2 separate regions of the Mus musculus genome follow, and region 2 is linked to region 1. A link is a loop called in an ENCODE intact Hi-C map of the cell type or tissue named here. Cell type or tissue: left cerebral cortex. All regions are shown on one strand. Each heading gives the region's core, and the rest is flanking DNA. Links, peaks and the distances in the headings are about the cores only. Region 1 overlaps Gm53062 (a long non-coding RNA gene). Region 2 has its middle 13 kb from the start of Smap1.

The links. Peaks named below come from ENCODE experiments on the same cell type or tissue, not always from the same donor. Only the 100,000 strongest peaks of a DNase experiment are listed, where the experiment ranks them.
Region 2: a loop joins it to region 1, with 1.9 times the contacts of the local background. A loop is called at or near these places in 2 of 42 quality-filtered maps.

The regions. Positions count from the first base shown.
Region 1 is chr1:23,981,365-23,991,005 of GRCm38, forward strand. Gm53062 (a long non-coding RNA gene) reads left to right here. Exons shown (of 5, transcript XR_865295.2): 3 at 1,160-1,280. Among named protein-coding and RNA genes, the nearest start is that of Gm53062, 8.6 kb to the left of the region's middle. In left cerebral cortex, for the core only: no CTCF peak of the experiment used is centred there; DNase peaks (open chromatin) are centred at 4,285 and 7,923.
Region 2 is chr1:23,930,820-23,940,460 of GRCm38, forward strand. No RefSeq gene overlaps it. Among named protein-coding and RNA genes, the nearest start is that of Smap1, 13 kb to the left of the region's middle. In left cerebral cortex, for the core only: a CTCF peak has its summit at 4,702; DNase peaks (open chromatin) are centred at 4,110 and 4,418; H3K27ac peaks cover 323 bases.

The sequences.
Region 1 (9,641 bases), core at 964-8,963:
TGTCACTTCTTTTATTGATCTTAGCCATTCTGGCAGGGGTAAGAGGAATCTCAGAGTGGTTTTGATTTTCATTTCCCTGATGGCTAAAGAATGTTGTTGAACATTTCTTTAAATGTTTCTCAGCTCTTTGAGATTCCTTTATTGAGAATTCTGTTTAGATTGGTACCCCTTTTCTTAATTGGATTATTTGGGTTTTTTTTTTTTTTGGTATCTAGTTTTCTGAGTTCTTTAAATATTTTGGATATTAGGAACAAGACAAGGTTGTACATTCTCTCCACAGCTATTCAATATAGTACTTGAAGTTTTAGCTATAGCAACGAGACAACTAAAGGAGACAAAGATGATTGTATCTATTGGATGTGGAGTTGGTAAAAAATCTTTTATTGTTCTTTTATTTATGAGTTCTTTTATTATTCTTTTATTGTTCAGGATCAATTTAGCTCTCCTGAGTGTTCTGTTTTTTCCTATGAAGTTGAGAATTGTCCTTTCCAGCTATGTAAAAAACTGTGTTGGAGTTTTCACGGGAATTGCAATGAACCTGTAGATTGCTTTTGGTAGAATGTCCATGGAATATCATTTCATCTTCTCATATCTTCTTCAATTTCTTTCTTTAAAAAATATCATACAAGACTCTCCCTTGCTTGCTTAGAGTTACCCCAAGATATTTTATATTATTTGAGGCTATTATACAGAGGATGATGACTGATTAATTGATTGATTGATTGATTTATAGTTAATCTTGTATCCAACCACTTTACTCAAAGTGTTTGTGAGCTGTAGGAGATCCTTGGTGGAATTTTTAGGGTCATTTGGATATACTATCATATCTTCTGTAAATAACTATACTTTGATTTCTTTCCAATTTGTATCCCCTTGATCTCCTTTAGTTATCTTATTGCTCTAGCTAGAACTTCAAGTACTATGTTGAACGGATAAGGAGAGAGCCTCTTCTTGTTTCTGATTTTAATGGAGTTGCTTTGAGTTTCTCTTCATTTAATTTGATGTTTGCTACAGGCTTGCTGTTAGTTGTCATTATTCTATTTAGGTATGCCCCTTGTATCCTTAATCTCTTCAAGACTTCTACCATAAAGGTGTTTTGATTTTTCAAAGGATTTTTCTGCATCTATGAAATGATCATATGCTTTTTTTTATCTTTCAGTTTGTTTATATGGTGAATTGCATTTACTGACTTTTGGATATTGAGCCATCCCTGTATCTTCTGACTGAAGCCTACTTGATCACAGTGAATGATCTTTTTGGTGTGTTCTTGGATTTGTTTCGTAAGTATTTTATTAACTATGTTTGCTTCTGTGCTCATAAGGGAAATTGATCTATAATTCACTTTCTTGGTTGAGTCTTTATGAGGTTTAGGCATCAGGGTAACTGTGGTCTCATAAAATGAATTGGGCAATGTCCCTTCTATTTTTCTTTTGTGTAATGATCTGAGGAGTATTGGCACTAACTCTTCTTTGAAAGTCTGGTTGAATCACGTGTTAAAACCATCTGGCACTGGGATTATTTATTTATTTATTTTGGTTGGGAGACTTTTAATGACTGCCTCTATTTCACCAGGGATTTTTGCTTATCTGATCTTGATTTAACTTTGTTACGTGGCACCTATTGGGAACATTATCCATTTCTTTTAGGTTTTCCAATTTGGTGGGATACAGGTTTTTGAAGTACATCCTTATGATTCTTTGGAATTCCTCAGTGTTTGTTGTTATGTACCCACTTTTGCTTCTGATTTTGTAAATTTGGATATTCTATCTTTCTCCTTTAGGTAGTTTGGGTAAGGGATTGCCTCTCTTTTTGATATTCTCAATGAACCAACTCTTTGTTTCATTGAATCTTGGTATTGTTCTCTTTTTTACTATTTCATGGATTCCAGCTCTCAGTTTCATTATTACTTGCCATCTACGCCTCTTCAGTGTGCTTACTTCCTCTTTTTTTTTCCTTCGCTAGAGCAGTGGTTCTCAGCCTTCCTAATGCTGTGACCCTTTAATACAGTTTCTCATGTTGTGGTGACCCCTAACTATGAAATTATCTTGTTGCTACTTTATAACTGTAATTTTGATACTGTGATGAGTCCTAATATAAATATCTGCTATGCAGGATATCTGCTACGTAACCCCTAAGGTGTCTCAATCCACAAAGGAGTAGTTGCTACATTAATGTTGTTAACTCAGAAGCTAGAACAAATCCCAGCACACTTACTGAAGCAGGTAGATCGCTGTATGAGAAAGCAAATTGGCTTGCCAAGAATCTTTGGAATAGGGGCTAATAATTCACTTCTAAGGCTAAAAAGATATGCACTTCTTGGGGCTGGAGCAATGGCTGCTCAGCAGTTAAGCGTACTGGCTGCTTTTCCAGAGGACAGAGGTTTGATTCTCAGCACACACATGGGAGCTCACCGCTGTTTGTAATTTCATTCTTGGGGAATCTGGCGCTCATTTTTGGAGTCTGAGGGCATACGGTACACAGACATACCTGCAAATAAAATACCCATACACGTAAAATTAAAACTAAATTAATGAACAGATGGATGAGTGAAAAGAAGATACATACTTATTTACCTTTGTTCATATTCTGTTATGCACTGAAATGGCTGTATGCATAGAAAACTATTTTATTCCTGATATAATGCAGTACACCCATAAAACAAATTCAAATCAGAAACCTACTTTCTCTTCTACATAACTGGCATCTTAACATCAGTTTCAAGAGATGCCATTGATACAAAGTTTAAGAGCCCTGACTTGGTGAGGCAGAAACGTAACCTCTGGCCTTACAGCCAATGAGCAGAGCATGGCTTCATCCATCTGATCTTTGTGTCTCTGTATGTGGTTGACTCAGTTGAATGCTGCTTTCAATATCTAAAGCCCATAATTAAGATCTGGTAGTTATGACCCTGAAATAAATACCATAAACCTACTGCATCTTCCCATCATGTGCCTCATCACTCAGGAAACAAGCCTGCCCCACTCTAGTTCTGTCCTAGGAGAGTGTTACTCTTCATTCTTCAACAACAGAACCTAGATGCCACCCTTGGGCCCCCACATTCCTCCCTTCCATATGATTCCATACATAGCTGGGAATTCACTGGATTCAGGTAACTCCAGGGTGTTGGGTTGCAACTAAGAATACCAAACTCTTCCCTGAGTGAATGGTGGTAGCTTAAGACAACAAAGCTTTAGCTCAACCAGTCAGAAATCACCATCTGGAGATTTGTCACTCTTTGGTGAATACACTATAAGAGCTTTCTTTTGTGCACCATCCATGGACCCCTGAACCATTGAAGTTTTGTACTCGCTGATTCATGAATCATGTCTGTGCAAGTTCTGTTTCTAAAATGGTAACGCTCTGAGGTCCATCTATTAGCACATGTTAATAGGTTATGGTTGATAAAGCTTGAGGTAAATAAGTCAGTGAACCACAGTCATTTTCCCTGGACTTCTTATGAGTATTTCCAGATACTAGATTGCTCAGTGCCTGAGGAATACACAACACACACACACACACACACACACACACACACACACACATGCATGTGCACACTAATATATATTTCTTTTGGGCATCATGATACTTGATTTATATTGCTGTCTTAGGGTTACCATTATTGCTGTGAAGAAACACAATGAGCGAAGGCACCTTGTGGGGGATAGGCTTCCTTTTTGGATATATATATCCTGAGTCACAGTCCACTGAGGGAGGCCCGCCAAGACAGGAACTCAAACGGGGAAGGACCTGGAGGCAAGAACCGATGCAAAGACCATGGAGGGGTGCTGCTTACTGGCTTGTTCCCCAAGGCTTGCTCAGCCTGCTTTCTTACAGAATTCAGGACCACAGCTCAGAGGTGGCACTGCCCACAATGGGCTGGGTACTCCCCATTAATCACTAATTAAGAAAATGCCCTACAGGCTTATCTGCAGCCTGATATTAGGAAGGTCTCAATTGAGGTCTACCCCTCTCTGATGACTCAAGCTTGATAAAACTAGTCAGCACAATTGCTAAGACTGATTAATGGCTTTGTATTTGAGGTGGCTACAAAAGTTAACATCCTACAGCCTTATCTATTTGTTTTAAGGGGAATTTTTTTTGAAAAAAATTAAAATAAAAGTGGTTTGACAATATTTTATTGATAATTAGTTATATCATCAAAATGTATATAACCTTTATAGATATAGTTTGTCTATTTTTCCTTATTTCTTGGACTTTTTCCTCTGTGCATCTGTGTCAAGATGGCTTGATGACAGAGCAGTATACATAGGTTTCCATTTGGGATCTAAGTAGGAGGTTGCTATTTATGGAACTTAAAAATTGTAGACAGATTCTAGCTTTAAAACTGAGGAAAATCATAGTGGTGATATCAAATGAATTTGAGCAGAAATGGAGCATTTTAAAAAGTTTTTTTTATAACTGACAAGAAAAAATACTGAGTTTTCCCTGGCCATAGTCCCTTAGGGACTTACCTACAGAGAGTGGTTATTATTTTTTTTTTCTAGCCCTCCCTTACCTCCTATGGAGACCAACAAGGAAATAGCTTCTATCCAAAAATTGTAATGGTGGTGGTGTGGGGAGGTGGGAAGATTGCTCAGTGGTTAAGAATGCACTTGTGATACCATCATGAGGACCGGAGTTCAGATCCCAAGAAGCCCACATATATGTCAGGTAAGGGTGGTAATCTACCTATTAGTCTAGCTCTTAAAGACAGAGACACAGAAATACCCAGGAACTACCTTAGTAAGGGTTCTCAACTGCTTTGACCTTCTAGCCCACTGTCCAAGGGTAGGGGAGAAAAAATGGTAAATAGGACAAGGGGATGTGGACTTGTTTACATCTTCCTTGGGGTTCCTTGGGGCGATTCCAATTTCTGTTTGTCAGGATACCAGCAGTCCAATTCAGTAGTGTCAGGATTCCAATAGTCCAGTTCAAAAGTCTCACCAAACAGGAATCAGCAGTTAGGGGAGGTGGGGAGATGATGATCCAGCAGATCCAGATGATGATGCCAGGCCGCTGCTAAATCTGCACAAGTCATCGGGAGAGAGAGTGACCAGGACCAGCTGGGATGCCAGGAGAAGTTCTCTGCCATGCCTCTCTCAACAAAGTGAACATCAGCAAAGATGCAAGACCGAGGAAATGTTGCACGGCTAGCTGTGGAAGTGCCCTGCCACTGTCTACTGAGTCCTATTTATACTCTCTCCAAACATCATGTGTGCTCCCACAAGCCAGAAAAGTCACCCAGCAGTTAAAAGTGCTTGTTATTCTTTCAGAGATCCTGGGTTTAGTTCTCAGCACCCAACTTACCCAGCTTGCAACTGGCTGTAACTCCAGTTTCAGGAGATCTGATGCCCTCTTCTGACCTCTGTGGGTACCAGGTACAAGAATAGTGTACATGCATACAGACAAACACCCACATCCATAAAATAATATCTTAAATAAGTGGGGTCAGTTTCAGACTGTGTGAAATTCTTGGCTTACTTACCGAAAATGTAGGTGAATGTTTTGTGACAATTTATGTTCTTAGAACAATGCAGAGTCCAGTTAGTCCAATTAGTCCCTCCAGGTCTCCTCCAGAGCTTTTTACTTCTCTCATACAGGGCATTCGCCAGACCTAGTCCACCCTCATGAGACCTGGTCCACCCTCCTCTTCCTAGGCTATTGCCTATATCTGTATATGTGTTGGTTCATTTGAGACAGAGCCTTATGACATCATCCGGGCTATTCCCATACTCAAAGGCTCTAGCAATCCTGTGTTCTCAGGGACTACAGGTACACATCATGTGACCTGACTCCAGGTAGTACTTACTTTTTCATATTGGTGTTAAAAATCTCAGGAGAGCCCGGATCAATGAGATGGCTCTGTGGTTAAAGACACTGCAGGTAAGCCAGGCAACCTGACTGGTGGGTGGGAAAAAACTATTTCTGCAATTTGTCCTCTGACCTCCACATGGCATGCATGCCTTTTCACACACCCCTTCCCAGAAATAGACTAATAATTCTAAAAAGATTCTGAGTCATATTTTGAAAAACACTTACTAGACAAAATAATTTCATTAGTAAATTTGCAAAAAAGAATTAAGACAACACATGTGTAGGGCAATATAAAAGTTTTAAAGTACCGATATTTCTAAATCAAAACAACTGTCAATATAGATGCTGTCAAAATGTCCTTTTGAGTGAAAAGATTATCTGATATTACTGACAGGCCCAATGGCTCAGCTCTGAGATGCCAACTTCAGGTGTAGGATATCAGGGCTGGGTGACAGTTTCTGGGAACCACTGTAGGGAAAGGAAACAAACTTACCTTTCTAGTTGGTGATGGAGACTCAGGCTGTGAGGAGATGAAGGAAGTTAAGCCCAGTAGATTTACCACTTTGTACAAAACCACAATGGTAAATAAGTAGGCATTGGCTCACAGGCATGGGAGGCTACATAGGGAAGGAATTCACTCTGAAGTAATAGGTAGTAGGACTCCATTTATTTTAACTCAGAATGGCATGAGCCTTTTCAGAATGGCATTTTTTCAGAGGGAATTTTGTATATACATACACACAAGTACACACACACACACACAGACTCAGGTTAGAATGTGGTGGATCTAGGCTAGGTAGAACACAGCACTTAAAAGCTAACCCGAATATTTATCTAGAGACAAGGTCAAGGCTGCAGTGATAGCAACTTGAATTAGTTTTCATTTTTGCATGGGAAATTAACATCACACAGCAAGATAAATTAATGTTTCCACAAGCAAAATGGAACCAAGCTGCTCTTCCAGGCCTCACCTGGCTGAAATCAAAGTGTTGGATGGGCTGTGACCTTAGCCGAGGCTTAGAATCCTTTACAACCTTAAAGAGGTTGGCAGCGACATCAGGGGCGGAGGGAAGTACATCTCCAGCTTTTCGTTGGCAGCTCCCCGAGGAGTTCCTGTCATCTTTTAGGCGTCTGAACCCAGAGAAATCAAGATTAATCACTTCTCCACACAAAATAATTTCAAGACCAACCAGTATGAGTTTATCTTTATTTTTATTTTTAAAGATTTATTTATTATTACATGTAAGTACACTGTAGCTGTCTTCAGACACTCCAGAAGAGGGAATCAGATCTCATTATGAGATGGTTGTGAGCCACCATGTGGTTGCTGGGATTTGAACTCAGGACCGTTGGAAGAACAGTCAGTATACTTAACCGCTGAGCCATCTCACCAGCCTGAGTTGGAGTTTATTAAAGACATTAGTAAAAGAACATGCTTTCAGATTTGTTGTTACAAGTTCAATAATAGGTACTATTATATTCTGGTCCTTGGTTAGCATAGCAGCAGATTTCAAAATAAATAAAAAAGCTGGGCATAACTTAGTTCAATGGAAGTAGTAAATAAGAAAAGATACCCAGGTTTATGTCTTAAACCTAAAGCATTGGCTTATGACTGTATTGAGGTCCTGCAAGGAACCTGAAATTACTTAAATTGTGATTTTGCTACAAATAGCCATATGCTTTGTGCTACATTTTCTACTATAAACTGTTCTTTGTAATTTATGAATGTTAATTTGGGTTCTCTAAGAAACAGATGGCAAGACAGGATGAAAACTGAGTTTTATTGGGGGAAACATCTGTGAACTATCCAGATTGGGGGCGGGGGTTAGTTGTAAGGGTCTCTGTGATGTCCAGGGTCAGCGAGTGATGACTGACCAGTGGGAGGGGAGAAGGCAGCTCAGCCTATCAAACTCAGGAGCCGGTGTTGACTCAAACTTCCGAGTCTGACCCCGAGTCGCTTATTTTAGGCATATTTAAGCCCAGCAAATTTTGATGATTTTTTTTTTCTGGTGATAATGAATTCAATCCTGTGTGCCCAATAAAGCATGCAGAAACCTCTTTGAGGAACAAAGGAAGCTAAATAAGAATCGGACGTGACGACAGGGAAACGCTTTGTAAAGTCCATCTGACAGCTTAAAGATAGGTTCCACAGATGGACAACATATGACATAAAGATGGGACTTAGAGACTAAGTGAGAAAAGCGAGCTTATGATCGGGCTCTGGGGAAGGCTCCGATGTGGTCTCGGCATAAACAGCACTAGCGTAGAACGCTTGTCCACTCCCAGGTCTCTGGGTGGATGACAGGTATAGAATTCCTTCCCTTGGGATACAAATTGGAAAAGATGAAGTCAAAATATCATTATTTGCAGATGATATGATAGTATATATAAGTGACTCTAAAAATTCCACCAGAGAACTCCTAAGCCTGATAAACAGCTTCGGTGAAGTAGCTGGATATAAAATTAACTCAAACAAGTCAATGGCCTTTCTCTATACAAAGGATAAACAGGCTGAGAAAGAAATTAGGGAAACAACAGCCTTCTCAAGAGTCACAAATAATATAAAATATCTTGGCGTGACTCTAACTAAGGAAGTGAAAGATCTGTATGATAAAAACTTCAAGTCTCTGAAGAAAGAAATTAAAGAAGATCTCAGAAGATGGAAAGATCTCCCATGCTCATGGATTGGCAGGATAAACATTGTAAAAATGGCTATCTTGCCAAAAGCAATCTACAGATTCAATGCAATACCCATCAAAATTTCAATTCTTCAATGAATTAGAAAGAGCAATCTGCAAATTCATCTGGAATAACAAAAAACCTAGGATAGCAAAAACTCTTCTCAAGGATAAAAGAACCTCTGGTGGAATCACCATGCCTGACCTAAAGCTTTACTACAGAGCAATTGTGATAAAAACTGCATGGTACTGGTATAGTGACAGACAAGTAGACCAATGGAATAGAATTGAAGACCCAGAAATGAACCCACACACCTATGGTCACTTGATCTTTGACAAGGGAGCTAAAACCATCCAGTGGAAGAAAGACAGCATTTTCAACAAATGGTGCTGGCACAACTGGTGGTTATCATGTAGAAGAATGTGAAATGATCCATTCCTATCTCCTTGTACTAAGGTCAAATCTAAGTGGATCAAGGAACTCCACATAAAACCAGACACTGAAACTTATAGAGGAGAAAGTGGGGAAAAGCCTCGAAGATATGGGCACAGGGGAAAAATTCCTGAATAGAACAGCAATGGCTTGTGCTGTAAGATTGAGAATTGACAAATGGGACCTCATGAAACTGCAAAGCTTCTGCAAGGCAAAAGACACCGTCAATAAGACAAAAAGGCCACCAACTGATTGGGAAAGGATATTTACATATCCTAAATCAGATAGGGGACTAATATCCAATATATACAAAGAACTCAAGAAGGTGGACTCCAGAAAAATCAAATAACCCCATTAAAAAATGGAGCTCAGAGCTAAACAAAGAATTCTCACCTGAGGAATACCGAATGGCTGAGAAGCACCTGAAAAAATGCTCAGCATCCTTAATCATCAGAGAAATGCAAATCAAAACAACCTTGAGATTCCATCTCACACCAGTCAGAATGGCTAAGATCAAAAATTCAGGTGACAGCAGATGCTGGCGAGGATGTGGAGAAAGAAGAACACTCCTCCATTGTTGGTGGGATTGCAAGCTTGTACAACCACTCTGGAAATCAGTCTGGCGGTTCCTCAGAAATTTGGACACAGTACTACCGGAGGATCTCGCAATACCTCTCCTGGGCATATATCCAGAAGATGTTCCAACCAGTAAGAAG
Region 2 (9,641 bases), core at 701-8,700, 51 kb before region 1:
ATCTCATATATATTATAATATGCATCTCAAATATATTTATTTTATTATATATATTTGAGACAAAGTCTTACTGTGTAGCTCTAGCTGGTCTAGAATATTCTCTCTCTCTCTCTCTCTCTCTCTCTCTCTCTCACACACACACACACACACACACACACACCCTAAACAAACAAATAAGCTAATAACCCACAAGAGCTACTAAACTAAACAGTTATAATCTCATTCTTTTCTACTATGATAACTGATGGACTATTTTACACAAAGACCAGCTTACCTAGGGTTTTCAATACACTGCTAATACACACGGAAGCCTTTAACAAATATCTGCTGAGAGAATGAGTGAACAAATGAATAAGTGAGATTGAATGTTAGTGCCTATATATAAAAACATTTAGCTTCCAGAAGTGAAACTAAGAAACATAACTCAATACACACACACACACACACACACACACACACACACACAGGATTTTCTGGAATAAGCACTCTGACAACAATGAGAGTAGAAGAGAGGAGATGTCACCAGTGGAACTAAGCCAGGACAGCTCTTGAACGTTCAGTGTATATTCTCATTTTATACTCTAAAACCATAGGGCAGTGCTGGCAAGCAAGCAGAATCTTACAGAAGCAGACTTTGCAGTCAGCAGGTTGCTAAGGGCAATGACCCAATGTTTCAGCCATTCCTCCAGGTCATTCTGTTCCAGGCAGCAAGTAACATCATGCTTGGCAAACAGACAGTGCGAACAGTGCTTTAAGGAAATCACTAGATAAATCAAAAAATCAGTATCTAATAATTGGTCTTTTCTACTGTATTCAAATACATATAGCCTCAAATATATTTATTTTATCTCATAAAACTCTGTCTCAAATATGTTTATTTTTATCTTATATATACTTATCTCACATATATTATAATGTATATGTCCTAAATATATTTATCTTTATCATACATATTCAAGACAGGGTCTTAGTATATAGCCTTAGCTGACCTGGAATTCCCTATATAGACCATGCTGGCCTCAAACTCATAGAAATCCTCCTGCATCTGCCTCTTAAGCACTAGAATTAAAGGCACGCACCACCATGCCTAGCTGAAACATACCTTTTAAAGCAACGTTTAAAAAAATATAATCTAACATACGCAGTTCTGTTTCATAAATCCAATTTGTGGCTCTTCTTTTTAGGTTTCTTACATTTATTAATTAATGCGTGTGTCTATACTCACTTGTGTTCTGTGCTGTGGGTGTAGAGACCAGAGGAGAGCCCGTGAGAGTTGATCCTCTCCATCCACCCTGTGGGCTCTGGGGTTTGAACTCAGATCATCAGATGACCACCGGATCTATCTTCCTCTCCTTCTTTATATCACTTCTAATTCCCTTCCAATCCTGATCAAAACACCATATTTTATTTGGTATATCAGTCTTTCCTCTCCTTTAATAATATATTTCACAGAATCTGCATTTCAGTTTAGATGAATAAATTCTAAGTATTGATAAATGTACTGTCAACCTCGAAATTGAAAGTGGCTCTAACAGCAAATCCTAAAGACTGAGTACACTCTGCCCTCACAGATATGATCTGAGCAGGACTCTACCTTCAACAAGCTCAGCTGCAGGAGGAAAGACTCAGTTATTTAATTTTATGTAGAGAGGAGATATAAATCTAAGCTAAAAGATACATGTACAATGGATGTGTTGGGCGGGTCTGCCTGGAATCTGTCCCTGATTATTATAGAGGTGATGCCTCTGTTTTACTTTGAACCATTATTCCTCTTTCAGGAATGACTGACAGCCTCCACCCTTAGAGTACACGTGGTCACTCAGCTACTTTTCTTTTGAAAGCTGAGGCTCAGGAAAAGACCATCATCAGGAAACAGCTGGAGGTTACTCATCTGCCTAGCAGCCTAGTTCTCCTGTCCTGATCCTGGATCCCCACAGACACCCCAGCCTCTGTCCTTTCTGAAAACGGGCTGGTTGGCTTTCCCTTAGATTCTTTAACTGTTAGACAAATGTAAAGAGGTCTCCCATTGCTGATAATGAGCACCCATCTGAATGTTTGCAGCCTTGCAACATGAATACATGGAAAGCTACACGCCAGTTTGATCACATCAAGTGGTGAGGCTGTGGGAGATTAGATCATTAAGGCAACATCATCATGAATGTAAGGGTTAGGGCCTTATGCAAGGGGCCCCAAACTCCTGCCAAGATTGCACAGAGAGAAGAGTAACTGTAAGTATCTCTCCTCTGTGCGTGGGGGGGGGGGGAGCAGGTGTGGCCTTGTTAGAGTGGGTGTGTGACAATGGGGATGGGCTTAAATACCCTCAACTTAGCTACCTGGAAGCCAGTATTCAGTTAGCAGCCTTCAGATGAAGATAGAACTCTCAGCTCTGCCTGCACTATGCCTGCCTGGATGCTGCCATGTTCACACCTTGATGATAATGGACTGAACCTCTGAACCTGTAAGCCAGCCCCAATTAAATGTTGTCCTTATAAGAGTTGCCTTGGTCATGGTATCTGTTCACAGCAGTAAAATCCTAACTAAGACAGTCCTGAACAGATGAAGCCACGAAAGCCTCTTTTTTCTAGTCTTTTAAAGAATCCTTTAAAGAATTGCTGTGATAAGACATTTTACTACACACATGGCATTTTCTCCTGGTGTCACATTTTACTTTCTTACCAAAATTATCATCTTCACAACTATCAACTAAAAGTCACCATATACTAGCAGGAAGGAAGAAGGGAGCTGATATAGATTTGTTTAAAACTGCTGGTTTAAAATGTTTGAAATGCATCCCTTTTCGCCTTAGGAAAGGCAAAGATTTCTTAGGACAGAAGAAGTACTGGCCATAGAAGAAAATATATATATATATATATCTTTAAATTTCAAGTTTCCTCCTCCTGAAGACTAAGTAAAAATATAATCCAAGTGTGGTGGCTCAGACCTTTAATCCCAGCACTTGGTAGCTAGAGGCAGACAGAGCACTGTTTAAGACCATTGTCTGGTACATAATGAGTTTGAGGTCAGCCTACCCTAAGTGAAGCCTTTTTAAAAAAGAAAAAAAAAAAAAAAGGAAAAAGGCAAACTAGATTTAGAGAACATGGAGGTTTGAGTGGCAAACCCCCGACCCCCCGGCTTGTATGTTTGAATACTAGGGTCCTAGTTGGTGAACTGTTTGGGAAGGATTAAGAGGTGAGAGCCTGTTGGATTAAGAGGTATGTCATAGGGACAGACCTTGACATTTCAGAGGTCTCCCATTGTTCTAAGCGTCCTCTCAGTTGCCACATGTTCCTGCCAACAAGCCATCTTGGACTTTACCCTCCGAAAGGGTAAGACTAACTGAATGCTTTCTTTAATAAGTTGCCTTGGTCTTGATGCTTTGTTTTGGTTTGGTTTGGTTTTTCGAGACAGGGTTTCTCTGTATAGCCCTGGCTGTCCTGGAACTCACTTTGTAGACCAGGCTGGCCTCGAACTCAGAGATCCACCTGCCTCTGCCTCCCGAGTGCTGGGATTAAAGGCGTGCGCCACCACGCCCGGCGGTCTTGATGTTTTGCCGCAGCAAAAGAAGAGTAACTAAGGCAGTGACCATATCTGGAATACATGACAAAGACAAAACATTGGTTGAGAATTGTGTAAGGAATTCAAAAGACAGTAAGAAATGAGCCATAAAATGGTAAGATCCAGGGACAACACAAAAGAGATATATGAGCCACCAATAAGCCCACTATTAATCATTGGGGAAATATAAGTAAAAACCGCAGCGTGGTTTCACCTTCAACCTGCTCTGATGACTAAATCTTTTAAAAGATTGGCAATATTAATATTAAGTTGGTAAACAACTAAAAGTCACGTTGCCAGCAGGAACATGGAATTGTGTAAGCATGTGGAAAAACAAATTGCAAATAAGCATCTGTATTTCAACAATTCTACTCCAAGAGGAATGAAAATAATGTGCACGGAAGATTTGTATAAGACCGTAAGAGCTTTACTATACTAGCTGTTAGCTTAGCCACACGCTTCAGCTCCACCCACTTTCCAACCTCCAAATCTTCTCACAGCTCTGGCCCACCCCAGATTCAGTCTCCACTTCAGCCTCCGCCCCTGGAGGCAGCTTCATTATGTGAGGACCAAGGGCTCTTTTCCATGCCAGCCTCAAGAAGCATCAAGTGTCCACATAGGAGAACCTCGGATACCTGGGAAGAGGAGATGCCCCAGGTTGAGCCCTTGTGAGCATGCCCCGAGGCTTGGATTTCCATTAGGTTCCTGGAAGGAGTGGCTATTTAAGTCCAAGCTTCAAAGATTAGAGGGTTTTCAAAAATTGCTTTTGGGGAATATGCAGCTTTTATAGAGGTGCCAGACGTTAAGGGGGGTCTGAATCTTTCCCAGCCTGCAGAGTGGCTGCTTTCTCCCTCTCTTTTCTGTCCTACTCACTCCAGCAGCCAGATTACCCACAACGCCCTCCTCCCACTCAGCCTTTGATGAGCCTAGAGATGTGGGAGACTTAAAGGGACAATCCTTTCTGCTCCTCAGTCTGCCTCCTCCTTACTTGCTTAAAACTAAGAGCACCCCAGGGAGGCAGTGGGAAGCCAAAGGGTGGGGAACGGGTTTAGACAGGGGGAAAGGAGTCAGCTCTCCTGCTGGCCCTGTCTCTGCAGGATTTCATCGCAATGAATTAGCAAGTCTAGGGCCTGCCCCGTGATGGGGCAGGTCAGGAAGGGGATAGGATTAACATCCTCCACACTAGTCCCCTTGTGGCTATTGTGGGGAAAAACCCTGGTTTTGGTTTTGGTTTGGTTTTGGGTTTTTGTTTTTGTGTGTGTTTTGGGTTGTTTTTTTTTCCCCCTTTGTTCACATTTCTTTTTTTTTTTTTTTTTTTTTTGGGTTTTTTGGGTTTTCGATTTGTTCACATTTCAAATGTTATCCCCTTTCCTGGTTTCCCCTCTGAACCCCAACTATCCCATCTCCCACCCCCCTGCTTCTACGAGAGTGCTCCCCCTCCCACCCACCCACTCCTGCTTCCCCACCCTGGCATTCCCCTACACATTGGGCATCTAGCCTTCACAGGATCAAGGGCCTCTCCTCACTTACTACAGCAACATCACCACAGTCGTCCTGTAGTGTTGTAGGCATCTCGGGTGACTAATCAGGTTCCTGCTACACCTCTCATGAGAGGGAAGAAGGCTACCATGAGAAGTGTCTTTGAAAACCATCTCTGTGATCAGATGCTCTAATGGAAGGGGAGATGAGAACATATTCTCTAGTTATCTCACCAAAAGCTAGGGAGAGACAGACTACACATCTCTCATCACCAAATGAACCTTCCAGTACAAAGAATGGATTATACCTAATCAAGTTGTTGGCCAAAGAGGCTCTTTGGGAACCCCCAAACAACCCAGGTACATTAGTTAGGGTTCCTCTAGAGAATCCTAACTACAACCAGCCAGCCAGCTATCTATCTATCTATCTATCTATCTATCTATCTATCTATCTATCTTTATTTATTTATTAATAGACTGATATAGGATGTATTAGCTTATAGGCTATGGTCCAACTTGGCTGCATACTAGGAGGCCCCAATAATCTAGTAGTTGTTCAGTTGACAGGGCTGAATGTCTTAGCTGGCCTTCAGTATATGCCAGAATCTGGAAAGAGAAGGCAGTGAAGGAATGGACTTACCGTGAGAGTAAGAACAAGCAAAGAGTATAGGGGTCTTTCAGAAAGGAAACTAGGAAAGGGGATAGCATTTGAAATGTAAATGAAGAAAATATCTAATAAAAAAAATTAAATGCATTCAAAAAAAAAAAAAAAAAGAACAAGCAAAGAAAGCAACCTTCCAACCTTCTTTCGTGTCCTTTATAGAGGCTTGCAGCAGAATGTGTGACTAGATTAATAGTGAAGTCGGTTTTGAAGCTGGAGAGATTGCTCAGTGGTTAAAAGCCTGGGCTGCACCAGGCGAGGTGGCACACACCTTTAATCCCAGCACTCGGGAGGCAGAGGCAGGTGGATTTCTGAGTTTAAGGCTAGCCTGGTCTACAGAGTGAGTTCCAGGACAGCCAGGGCTACACAGAGAAACCCTGTCTCGAAAACACAAACAAACAAACAAACAAAAAGCCTGGGCTGCTCTTCCAAATTCCCAACAACCATGTGTCAGCTCACAACGTCCATAACTCCAGTTCCCAGAGATCCAACACCCTCTCACTGGAATTCATGTAAGCAAAATGCAAATGCACATACTATAAAAATAAGTAAGAAGTGTGTTTTCCCACTTCAAATGATTTAAGAAAAAAGTCCCTCACAGGTGTACCCTGTTGCAGAAAATCTCCAACCCAAATATGCCCTGGGAAATGAAAACACATTCAGTTAATATGAATACATGCTGTGTGCTGAAAGTATAACCTAAAAACAAAATTCTAGGCCTTTAGGCCCAGGCTTGGGAATATAACCTCTGTGACTCATTGCTCCAAGGAATGCTAATCATAAAAAAGATATCGACATTCCTCCACCCACCCCCTTCCTGGGTTCAAAGATTGTTCATTCAAAAAAAGTCACCCTGACCATTGCCGGAACCCGCTAAGCAATGTGCTATTGTTAGGGGCTCTTAAAAACTGTCTTGAGAGATAACCTGCACAATTACCAGGTATTCCTTGCGACTCTTGTGACTTTGCACTTCCTTGGGACTCTTAACTGATATCTTTGGTAATTTCTGACATCGATCTCCCCACTTCCTTGAGTTGTGGTTTCTTCCTTTAAATACCCCCTTACTCAGCTACTCGGGGCGCCACGGTCCTCTACCCCTGAGTGGTGTATGACCGTGGGCCCGAGAGCGCTCTTGAATAAAAAAAAAATCCTCTTGCAGTTTGCAGCAAGACTGTTTCTTGTGGGTGATTTGGGGTGTCGCCTCTCCTGAGTCAGAACGTGGAGGAGTCCTCACGTTGTGGGTCTTTCAGTGCCTAGATTGGGCAGGTCTACCGCTACACTACCATCTTTCCCATCTTATGAGACCCCTTAGAACTTGCAGTTTCTCCAGGCCATGTGCTTCTGTTCTGCTTTTCTTCCTCTCCCTCTACCATTTTCTCCTTCTTTTCTCTCCACCTTCTGCTCCACGCTCCACCTTCCCTTTTATCTGCCTAATCTTCAGCTCTCCTTTATTTTACAAATTAAGGTAGGAAGCAGGTTTACAGAAAATCGCCTGAGTGTTGACTCCGTCCTTGTTCGAAGCCACTCCCAAGAGGCCGGAATTAACATCAAATATAATTAGCCTCAGGGCTATCTACAACAATGCCCAACCATTTAGTTTTAGTTAATTCCAGATATAGTCAGGTTGACAACGGAAATAGCCATCACACTAGCCAAAGCCTGGAAATAACATAAGCATTGCATGCAGCAAACAAAAGAAAATATACTGTATGATTCCAATTATCACAACTAATATATGGCTGTAGAAATCAAACCTATAATTGGCTGCTGTGACCAGGATGGAGAATGACTAGACAATCTGTATTTGGGAAGGCTTTCTGAGTGTTTGTATATTCATGTGTGTGTGTTCACATGTGCACACATGGATATGTGTTGCTAGAGATCACACCCAAGGCTCTGTACAAACTAGATGAGCACTCTACCATTGAACTACATGCTTAGCCCCTAGCAATTGAAGAAGTTTTTACCTATGTAGCTCAAGCTGGCCTTGAACTTGCTATGTTGCCCAAGGTGGCCTAAAATACATGATCCTCCTGGTTGGGAGTCCAGGCATGTGTCCTCAGGCCTGGTCCCATCAAGAATCTTACCTGTATCTTATTTGGAGTAGTGATTTGCACCATTGTTTACATCATTGTTTATCTCCTTTACCTGTTCCCCCAGGACATGTGCATTCTGTTGTGATAAGTAATACTTCAGTAGCAAGACTATTGTAAAAGGCATTGAGGAGTATGATTCGAAATGGACGCCCGGGGAAACCGAGCATAGCTTCCCTCATTCTTATACATCATTCTTTTGTTTCGATTTAATTTGATTTTAGACAAGTGCTCATTATACACCTATGCCTGACTTGCAACTCACTAGGTAGACCAGGCTATCCTCAAACTCAAGTGATCTCTTTGTCTCTACCTCCTGGGATTAAAGCTGCACTACCCAACCTGGACTTTATTCATTATTTTTGATTCTGTACTAAGTTTTCCTCTTGGTTCTTAGATGCTTACTCTGCATTTCTGGGTATTCCCTTATGCATCTTAACTCTCTTTCTTTGAGCCTTGCTAGAAGCCTCTCTTCTAAATGTGATACATATCTATGGTGGAATACTACCTAGTCCTGAAAAATGGGGGGTGGGGCTATCATTTATTGTTGTATGAATCAAACTGGAGGACACTATGACAAAAGAAATGATCTAGGCACAGTAAGACAATGCCACACCTGGAGAAAGAATCATGGTTTCCTTAAAAACCCAGTTATGTTATATGAGTATGTTTTTGTTTTAATCCCAGGTGTAGGATATGGGCTGTTTTAGATTGTCCACAGCCACAAACTATGAATGTCTCATGCTCTAGGAGGGATATGATTTTTTAAAATTAAATATTTACTTTATTTACATTTCAAATATTGTCCCCTTTCCTGATTTCCCCTCTGAAAACCCCCTATCCTCTCCCCCTCCCCCTGCTCACCAACCTACCCACACCCGCTCTTCCTGGCTCTGGCATTCTCCTACATTGGGGCATAGATTCTTCACAGGACCAAGGGGCTCTCCTCCCATTGATGACCGACTAGGCCATCCTCTGCTACATATGCAGCTAGAGCCATGAATCCCATCATGTGTACTCTTTTGTTGGTGGTTTAGTCCTTGGGAGCTCTCAGGGTACTGGTTAGTTCATATTGTTGTTCCTCCTTTGGGGCTGCAAATCCTTTCAGCTCCTTGGGTACTTACTCTGGCTCCTTCATTGGGGGCCCTGTGCTCAGTCCAATGCATGGCTGTGAGCATCTACCTCTGTATTTTTCAGGCACTGGTGGAGCCTCTCAGGAGACAGCTATATCAGGCTCCTGTCAGCTAGCTCTTGTTGGCATCCTCGATAGTGACTGGGTTTGGTGGTTGTTTATGGGTTGGATCCCCAGGTGGGACAGTCTCTGGATAGTCATTCCTTCAGTTTCTGCTCCACACTTTGTCTCTGTAACTCCTTCCATGGGTATTTTGTTCCCCTTCTAAGAAGGATCGAAGCATCCACACTTTGGTCTTCCTTCTTCTTGAGTTTCATGTGGTTTATGAACTGTATCTTGGGTATTCCGAGCTTCTGGGCTAATATCCACTTATCCCTGTGTATACACCATGTGTGTTCTTTTGTGATTGGGTTACCTCACTCAGGATGAGATTTTCTAGTTCTATCCATTTGCCTAAGTATTTCATAAGTTCACTATTTTAAATAGCTGAGTAGTACTCCATTGTGTAAATGTAGAGGGGTGTGATTTTTGCCAGCTGCAGACAGTGTATGTTTGGAATTCTGGGAACTCTGGAGAGGGTATAAATGGGAGAGCATGGAGAGGGCCCGTGGCAGCTGCTGCTCCCTGGCTGCTGCTGGTTCCTGCTGCTGCTTTGCTATTGACGTTTTGCTGCTTTGCTGGATTGCTGGTTGGGGATATCCTGACGATGAAGATTGGACTTG